Linked DNA regions of Homo sapiens: region 1 is linked to region 2. Evidence: chromatin contacts called from ENCODE Hi-C data. All regions are on one chromosome and are shown on one strand. The core of a region is the stretch at or near the end of the contact, and the rest is flanking DNA. Distances in the headings are between cores, read along the strand shown. Region 1 holds the start of AKAIN1 (A-kinase anchor inhibitor 1). Region 2 overlaps AKAIN1 (A-kinase anchor inhibitor 1).

Region 1 (4,743 bases), core at 45-2,544, 38 kb after region 2:
TGACTTGCTCTTCTCAAGTTTTGCTAATTGAATTTTTTGAAGAAAAGACTCAATTCTTCCCTTTAAAAAAAAATGCATTACGCCTTTTCTCCCCAGCCATCTGAAGCCCATGACCACAGCAAATACATGCCAATCTTTCAAGTTAAAGACCCCAGGAACAAAGCTAGAGAGTTCTAGGCCCCTCCAGCCTTCCCCACTCCCTGTTTTCCACAGCAGTCTTTAACGAAATCAGACCCTAAAATGCGTGAGAGAGAAATACTTTGGATCTACCCCTAGAGACAGCGTCGGACGTTCACAACGACCACGCTTTTCCCCGCTTCCTCGATTAGCCTGGCCTCCCTTGCTCCAGTGGGGCGGACTCAAATGCGCACGCACGCACACGCCGCCAAGCCGGTCAACCGCAGACAAATCTGACTCTTCGCCAACTAGTAGCCACGGAGAGCAGCAAAGGGACCAAGGTCCTTCACCGCCTGCTCCAAAAAGACACGGCAACCTCCAGCGGCGCCGCAGTAGCTGCCTCTGTGCTGCAGCCTCCGGTCGGAGTTTCAGGTCTAATTCCTTAAGAAGTATCGCTCCTCTGCCCTTCGTCCTACTCCCCTTGGCTTCGCCCACTTCGCCTCCTTCTCCTCGGGAGGCCAGGAGGACCCGGGTCACTTTGCCAATTCTGCGGAGGGGGAAGTAGCAGTGAGGGAGATTCCCACGCAAGTAGCCCGAAGCCCACTACTCTTTGCCCCACCTCTCCACTCTCTTGCCCGTGTAGGTGCCGGTGCTGCTGGCGAAAGTCCCAGTTCTTAAGGCTCCTGAGCTCGGAAGGGGTGTGGAGGAGCCAGATGGGAAGAGAAGCAGCGGGACGAGGGCGAGGAAGGGCTGGAGATTGTTAGAGGACAGATGGGGCGGGACTGGGGAGAGGGGCGAAGGCGACGCGCCGAGGCACTCCTCCGCCCCATGAGCACAGACAGTAACTCCGAAACGCGCAGATGGGCCGTAAGGTAAAGAGGCCTTTTTTCCCTCTCCTCTCCGTCCTCTACCCTGCTCCCCTCCTAGACACTTGGTGAAAAAGCAAGGTGCGGTGTACCTGGAGCGAACACCATGATTTCTTCCAGCCGCTACGCCCCCAGATTAAGAGAGAAAGACAGGCAGACGGAGGATGGGAAGAAGGCCGGACTTGGCGGGGTCCGGTGCAGGAGGGCGCGCTGGGCGGGCGGCGGGCGGGGCGGTCAGCACCCCGGACAGCTCCCGCCGCTAGATCCTGGGGCCGCAGCTCCAGCCGCCGCCGCGCGCTCTGCCTCCACAATGCGGCCACAGCGGCGGCGGGAGGAGGAGGGTGAATCCCCGCTCAGTCCATCCCTCATTCCTGTGCCAGCTCGGCGACGTACACTGCTGCTTAGGGAGCAAAGCACTTCCACCGCTTTCACGCGACGAAGGTCGGAAGAGCAAGAGAGAGAAAGGTAAACTTCCCGGCAGGGGACAGTGAATTGCTTTTAATTACCTGCTGTGGCTCGTCGCCGTGGATATTGGACTGACATTTAAGATAGATTTGTCAAAAAAAAAAAACTCTAAGAGCTTTCTTTACTCTCGAGGATGACTCTGAGTTCTCCGAGTTGGGCTGGCTCGAATAGAGGGGCGGGTCTGTCAAGTTAATAGGTCCTGGAGGTCCGTGAGTCCTCTCTCGCGAGTCCCAGTCCTCTGCTAACGTCAGGAAGAGAGCAAGAGGAAGGACACAGTGACTATGGAGCGCTCGAGGAGGGCGCTACTATCAGGTTCCGCTCCCAGGTGGCAAATCCGGCTCTGAAAGCTCCTAAGCTTGAAGGTCCTCAAGGTCATCACTTTAGAAAAAGCAAGGCCGGCCAGGGCACAGGAAAGATAACGCATACACCCTTCACAAGGAAGAGCCAACAGAGCCCCCTGCAAGTGTGAGAACAGCCCTGAGATCAATCAAGAAACATCAGTTCTTCCCCTATCCTCACCCAGCTGAAAACTGTCTGCATGCCCCGCTCATACACCCAGTTCTACCTTAAAGGTACTGGGACTGCCTTATGCTCACTTCATCCTCCTAATCATTGCTCACTTTAGGTATCTATTCCCTAATAATGTCTGTGCAGTGTGAACAGCCCACACTAGATGTCACCCAGCTTGAAACAGGTCCATGTGGGTTACAAACCCAAAGCTAAAGCCACCCAGAATCCTCCAGCCTCTCCCCTATTTTTCCAGCTAAATAAGGTTTTCCAAGAACAAAGGTAATCAAGGTCATCTCCAGTGTTTTATGGGGTTTCTTCACTTGCAACTATCCCTGGAAAATGTAACTATTCTGAAAATTAAGTATTTCCTGATAATTGGTTGATGGCAATAAGTTCTACAGTCTTTTGGCAAATATAAAGCATCCAAATAGACTGATTGGCACTGTTTTTTTTTTAAAGCCATCCGATAGACTGAAAATGCAAATAGTTTTACAGCTTTTGAACTACAGTTTGCATGAAGGCATATGGGCAGCCTCAACATAATACAATCAGTACTGCTGTTAGCACCTGGCTCAACACAGGCTTGAACATATGGGGCCTACCCCAGCAGCAGCAAGATGAAAGTCAGCTGATGGGCAGGATAAAGCGTGTGCATGACAGGATAGAGTTCTCCCATTTTGCCAAGTTTCTCCAATGATGCTTCACTCTGTCTTCTTTTCTTCATCCCACGGGAAGTGTAAAACAGTATTTAAAATAATTTTGGAATGAAAGGTGTTTTTCTTGTAACACACTCAAAAGGGCTGTCTTTTACAGCCCTTATGTTTAAATGGGCTTTCATCTCCCAATACATAAACAGTTACCCATGATTAAGTTCAAGGAAAAGCAATATAGTATAGGAAAAACAACAACAAAAGACTTGAGAATCAGACTGAGACCCAGGTACCACATCCTCATCATTTACTAGATGCATGACCTTAAATAAGTTACTTAACCTGTCCTGTCTCATCTGCAATATAAGGATTAAGGTATCTTGAAGGTTTGTTGTAAGGATTAGCTGTGAGATGGATTAACAGATTAATTAAGAGAGAGCACAGCCTCAATTAAACTCATTCCAGGAAATCACTGGCACCCTGGGAGTAGAGTACACCCTATGGGAAAGCAAACAAAATATGTTAGACCAGTGCTTCTCAAACATTAATGTGCGTAAGAATCCTATGGAGATCTTGTTTTAAAAAAAAGGTTATGATTCAGCAGTGATATGGTTTGGCTGTGTCCCCATGAAATCTCAACTTGAATTGTATCTCCCAGAATTCCCACATGTTGTGGGAGGAACCCAGTACGAATCAATTGAATCATGGGGGCCGGTCTTTCCCATGCTAATCTCGTGATAGTAAATAAGTCTCACGAGATATGATGGTTTATCAGTATCAGAGGTTTCCGCTTTTGCTTCTCTCTCATTTTCCCTTGCCACTGCCATGTAAGACGAGCCTTTTGCCTCTAGCCATGATTCTGAGGCCTCCCCAGCCACATGGAACTGTCAGTCCAATTAAACCTTATTTTGTTCCCAGTTTCGGGTATGTCTTTATCAGCAGCATGAAAACAAACTAATACAAGCAGTTAGGTCCCGAGATTCTGAATTTCCAACAAGTTCCGTGGTAATGTCCATGCTGCTGGTCTATGGAGTAAACTTGGTTAGCAAGGTATTAGAGGCATCAGCTTTTAAACAGAAGGAAATTACTTGTATCTTTCCCAACCTCAGAGCTTATCTTTTTGAGTTTTAAACAAAGAAGGAACCCAGATGGATTCCCATAGACTACCAAGATAAACAGTAGCCAAGATGGTAGTAGAAAGAAAGAATGCCTGAAAATGGTCTGGGGCTCCTTGGGCTATTTGATTAGCAATAGGAGGTAGTAAGAATCCAGCTCAACAGGTCAAGAACAGAGAAAAAAAAAACAACTCTTCTCACCTCCATCCTCAGCTGTTTTCTGCCCTTCATCCTCCAATCACCTCTTCATTTTTTTCTACCCAACATCACTAGCCAGAGGACAATATATTCCCAATCCAATTTTCGTGTGCATATATTTTAGTCAGAACCATTGTTTTATTTCCAATAAAACCGAGGTACTTCAGTGATTTTTCTATTTTACAGTTTCATTTATTTCACCAGTAAATGTTACAGTCAACAATACTATCTCCAATGTTTACTACTACTTGGGTTATTATTCTGTTAGCTTTATTGAAACACCCCAATAATGCTACTAGATTTTTTTTTTTTTTTTTTTTTTGAGACAAGGTCTCATTCTGTTGCCCAGGCTAGAGTGCAGCAGTGCCATCTCGGCTCACTGCAACCTCCGCCTCCTAGGCTCAAGAGATCCTCCCACCTCAGCCTCCCAAGTAGCTGAGACTACAAGTGCACACCACCATGCCCAGCTAATTTTTGCATTTTTTAGAGACAGGCTTTTGCCATGTTTCCCAGGATGGTCTTGAACTTCTGAGCTCAAGCCATCCACCTGCCTCAGCTTCCCAAAGTGCTGGGATTACAAGTGTGAGCCACTGCCAAGGCCTTAGATTTTTTCTTATGTCTTTACATCTTAATATAAATGATCAATTTAACAATAGAATGCCTGATAGGAAAATGAAAGCCTCCTCTTATTCTACTAGGATAAGAACAAGATTCTCTTTGATAGACCATTTATCCAGTCTTACCCCACAATGAGGTTCTCAATAATATTTTGCTCTCTGTTTTAACACCTCCACTCAGAATGACTCACTTTCTACTCAAACA
Region 2 (5,141 bases), core at 1,586-4,085:
TAGTCCCTGGAGGAAGTGAGTATAGAGGGAGAATCTCAGGGGGCTAACCAGAGGAAAATTATCCTCTGCCATAAAATAAAATCCTTTCTACTCTCCTTGAAAGAACAGCTCCCAACCTTTTGAAGACGATTCCTTTGTAATGTCAAAATATTTCCCATATCCCTTCATGACACAATGACAAGAAGAGGCTATGAATTCAGTAATGCTTTTAGATGATTAATACTGTTAATCACAACAGCCTCCATATTCAGCACATTTGAAAAATTGCAGGAGTTATGTGAGACAGTGTATTCCGACTGCAGAAACTTTGAGGGGCAAATAAGGCATAGCTGTGCTTTAAAGCAGCTCCATGGCCTGGGGGTCTTTCTTGCTCTCACACCAGGCTGGAGGCATTAGAAGGAGCAATAAAAAGCAGGCAGATGTTGTAAACTAATTCTTAATGATGAATTTTCAAGGCTGTAATGGGGGTAGGGGACAGGACATGGTGTGAAACTAGAAGCCTTCCTCCAGCTATCCTCAATTTCTGGCCTCTCCTAAATAGTCACTCATAAACATTAATTAAATGTCTAACATCACTAGGTTTGCATAAGGCAGGCCGAGTTTTCACCATCAGGAACAATGTGATAACTAAGATTTTTTACAATTTTTAAGTATCATGAAATATTTTAAGATGTGAAATGATTAACCAAGATGAAGTATCAATTTTATTTTTTAAGTGGAAAACTGGAGGCTCAGAATATTGTTTGGAGTCACACACGGGATTAGATCTGTGCGCTCCACACCCTGGGCCAGAGATCCTTCCATGACACCTTCCTGCTGCAGCTTCCGTCTTCAGGATAAGGAAGGAAAGCAAGGAGCTGGTGTCCAGACACAGAACCCAAAGATTATTTCCTTCTCTGCACAAAATGGAAAATATATAAATGTATCCCCTCACTTTTGTTTATGCTTCCATTTGCTCCACTGTCTCAAACAGCAGCTGGAGTAACTTTTTCAAAATGTAAATCCAATCTGTCATGCACCTGCACACAACTCTTCCTTGGCCTCCCATTGCATTTGGAAAGAAAGCTCAACCTCTCACCATGGGCCTCAGGGGCATGTGTGACCAGTCCCTGTCTTTTATGCAGCCTCACGCCCTCACCCGTCCTCTCACTTAGCAGACGTGGACTTTCCTATGACTCTGTACTCAATTCATCAAAGATAAAATCTAGTCATGTGTGTATGCATGACTCGTTACCACTTACTTTATTTTCTTAAAAAATTTTGACTTAGAAACTTTTTTTAAAATTATTAAATTTTTTTCAAAGATGGTGCCTTACTCTGTCACCGAGGCTGGAGTGCAGTGGCATGATAATGGCTCACTGCAGCCTTGAACTCCCACCTCATCCTCCTGAGTAGCTGGGACTACAGGTGCATGCTACGACCACCAGCTAATTTTTTAAATTTTTAATCTTTTTGCAGAGATAGGGTCTCACTATGTTGCCCAGGCTGGTCTCAAACTTCTGGCCTCAAGTGATCCTCCTGCTTCCACTTCCCAAAGCACTGGGATTACAGGTGTGAGACACCAAGCCCAGCTCTGTTACAACTGACTGTGGTATCTTGAACAAGTCAGTTTCCTCACCTCTAAAATGGGTACAATAATGGCACGCCCTCACAAGGTTGTTGCAGCCTGTGTCCCCTAGAGCATCTGCTCTCAAGGGGATGACTCCCTTTGTTGTCACTCAACATTGTCCCGTGTGCCCAGTGCACAATCTGTAAGTATGGTTCAATGAGTGGCTGTGAAAGTCACTGTTTTCCAGTCTGTTCTTTCTTCCCCCAATTTCTCTGCTCCCATTAATTTTCTGCTCTTGGCCTCCTTTGCTATGTTTTGCTGATTCGCTGCAGTGAGAGTTAAGGCACAAGAGGAAGCAGCTGAGGAGACACTCCTTTGGTGCCAGCTCAGCCCCTCTGCATGAGAGACGGTGCAGAAAACACACTAGAACGTGAATATTAGAAAGGCTGCTCCAATTTCCAGGCCACATATGGCTAGGCCAATTAGCAGTTTCAAAATGTTACACCCAGTTCATCTCTGCCATCTCCTAGCTTCTTGTTTTCTCCCTCCTCCTCTTCCCTTTGCATGCCTGCAAACTTCTAAAGGGGTCAGTTCTCCACTCCCTCCATTTGGTTTCAAACACTACAGAACAAAGAAGTGTGAAAATAAGCTCTTTTCAGTTGGGTCCAGTGATGTTCCCAGATAATTTTGTTCCTGTTGGTCAACCATTTGCCATGACAACATTCTCCTCAAGCTTATAAACTTCCTGAACCCTGCACACATGGGTATGTATTGAACCAAGTCCTGCCAACACTCTGAGGCTCTGTAGTCATGAGCCTGTGCCGAGAAAGCCCTTGTTTTAGAGACACTGGGTTTGGATCCCATTTCAGGGCCTTTCTGAGTTCACCTGAACAAGCCTTGGTTTTCTTACAACTAAACTACAAAATACAGGTGAAAACATCTGATTAATTTTTGAAGTGGATAAATGAGAATACGAGTCAACACTGCTTCACCTACAAATAGGATAAAGAAATACAAAAATCTTGCTCCAGCCATGAGTTCCCTATCCTAGTATATGTGGCTTTTCTTTTATTATATCTTTTTTTTTTATAACCATGAGAATGAGAATCTTGGCTCTTTTTACTGTGTTGGGGTTAATCAGAAAGAGAGAACAGGTGGCTTGAAATAGAAAAGGAAGTGAAGAACAAGATCAGATGTTTTACGTCTTTTTTTTTTTCCAGTGATATTTCAGAAGAAAAAAAGTAGCTGAAGAAAAATAAACCCAGACTTTAGAAGTATTTGTTAGAACTATGTGACAGGAAATTAATGTCACGTGTTTCACCCTGTGTCTCACCCTGTGTCTCAGGGAGCCTCGGCTGCCACATTCAAAAACTCCAAGTCAAATGTATTGAGCTTTTGGTCTGAGAACCAGAAATGAAGACAAGAAGAAAGGGAGGTAAGAGTTAGAGGAAGGGAGGAAAAGTGAAACAGTACCTTTGAGGATGCAAATTAGCTACCTTCAAATAAAATTAAATTACATGTTATCTAACTGAAATTGTAGATAGTGGCTTAAAAGTTTCTAGCAAGCAAACTATGGTAAAATAGAAATTAATTATAGAAGACATAAGAACTGACTAGTTTAAGATACAAGAACTTACAATGACAACACTGTCATTGTGCTGTCATTTTTGCCTTATTTAGTGAAAATAACAGCTGCATTTTTTCAATTCATCTTATTTTTTCATGAAACATTAAGTTCTTCAGCCACAAACTCTTCTAACATAATCTGTTAGTTGGTTTGTCTGTTTAGCCACCACTCAATTTAAGAACTAGGCATTGGCCAGATCCTAGACGCCACCTGAGTACTGCTCTCCAATCGTGTCCCCTTAATCCTGCGAAAGATAAATCATCTCCAGAATTTTCTCACAATCATTTCCATGCTTTTCTTTAATATTTTGTCACAAATTTATATTGTTGTCTGTATCTTTGGTTTGATCATTTTTACTTCTATATAGTGCCCCATTTAATGAATAGACCACAATGTTTCCATTCCATCAGTAATAGAATTTGGCTTGATTCCAGTTTTTTAGCTATTATGAATGATTCTACCATTCTTGGCCTTGCCTACACATGTGCAGGAACTTCCAGAATCTAGAAATAGGAGTAGTTGTCTGCATTGTAGAGAATAATAAGCATGCTCAAATTCGCTAAGTATTGCCAACCTGTTATCCAAAGGAGGTCAGCAAATTTGCACTCTCCTCAGCAAGGAACCCTGTCATTGTTCAAAATTCTAACCAATACCTAGTATGTGTCATCATTTTAAAAGTTTCAACCTGGTAAGCATGCAATTATATTTCACGGATTTTATTTGCATTTCCCAGATAACTAATGAGGTTGAACATCTATTCAGAGATTGATTTATGATGACGATTCCCCTTTTTATGAGGTACCCGTTTAAGTTATGTGCCCATTTTTCTACTGGGTTGTTTTCCTTTTTCTTACTTTTTTATATATATTCCTTGTCAATTATATGTGCAGCAGATACTTCTATGGCCCTCTTTGTGGCTCAGAAAAAGAACCTCTGTGTTTCTCTTAATGAGCAGAAGTTTATTTTAATGTAATCAAATCTGGGTTTTTTTATTCATTTCTTGTTAATAATTTGTTGTGGTCTTCAGCTCTCTGTCCTGAGATCATGAAGTTGTTCTCCTCTATTGTCTTTTGAAAACTTTGCAATTTTGATTTTACATTTGGTACTTTAATCCAGTTGGAATTGATTTTTGTGCATAGTGTGAGGTAAGGACCTGATTTCCTGTATTTTCGTATGAATAGTGAATTGCCACAGAATTGTGTTTTGAGACGTTTGGCCTTTCCCTACTGACTTGCCATGCCTCCTTCATTATAAACCAAGTATCCATATATGTGGTGGGCTGTTTTTAAATTATTTATTCTTTTCCATTGAACTACTTGACTTGCACCCATTTCTCTGTCTTAAATACTAGTACTTTATAAGCCTTAACATCTGGAACAGCAAGTCTCTCCATTTTACTATTTTTATTGAATAATAGTGTAGCTAATCTTGGCCCTTTGAATTCCTATGTAAATTTGGCAATCAAAATATTAGGTTCAAAAACTTTAAAAACCTGTTGGGATTTTGGCTGGGACTCCATAGTTCCATGGAGCTTCACTGGCTTCACTTGGGAAAATTAGATCTTTCCATATTTTGTTCTTCGGCTCCATGTCCATAGTGTATCTCTCTATTTATTTAGATCTCCTTTAATTAAAAAAAATTATGTTTACAAGGTATTGTACATCTTTTGTTAAATTTATTCCAAGATACTTCACATCATAGTAAATTATATTTTTCTTTAAATTGTATTTTCTAAGTGTTTATTGTTAATGTATAGAAATGAAATAAATCTGTTATGTTAATTATTGATTTTAAATTCAGAAAACTCACCAACTTCTCTTAATTCTAATAATCTGTTGAAACTTCCATATACAATGATTGCATCTCCCAGTGATGACAACTTGCTGTCTTCCTTTCAATTTCTCCACCTTCTATTTATTTATTTATTTACTTACTTATTCACCTTTCTATGCTGGTTGGAGCCTC

Evidence for each region. A loop is a pair of places that touch in the nucleus more often than their neighbours do. Pooled maps may share reads with other maps.
Region 1: a map of naive thymus-derived CD4-positive, alpha-beta T cell shows a loop between it and region 2 (2.7-fold over the local background). The contact joins the promoter of AKAIN1 here to the enhancer-like site in region 2. A Hi-C loop is called at or near these places in 3 of 168 maps with a recorded cell type or tissue (Caco-2, naive thymus-derived CD4-positive, alpha-beta T cell and ovary) and 4 of 50 pooled maps.

What each region holds. Positions count from the first base shown.
Region 1 is chr18:5,195,963-5,200,705 of GRCh38, forward strand. AKAIN1 (A-kinase anchor inhibitor 1) reads right to left here and starts at 1,295. Exons shown (of 2, transcript NM_001145194.2): 1 at 1,076-1,295. The coding sequence starts at 1,091.
Region 2 is chr18:5,156,421-5,161,561 of GRCh38, forward strand. The region is part of intron 1 of AKAIN1 (A-kinase anchor inhibitor 1); the gene reads right to left. Among named protein-coding and RNA genes, the nearest start is that of AKAIN1, 38 kb to the right of the region's middle. Within about 2 kb of position 2,836, at least 2 of the 41 ENCODE cell types and tissues checked have a DNase peak (open chromatin) inside an H3K27ac peak, as active enhancers do.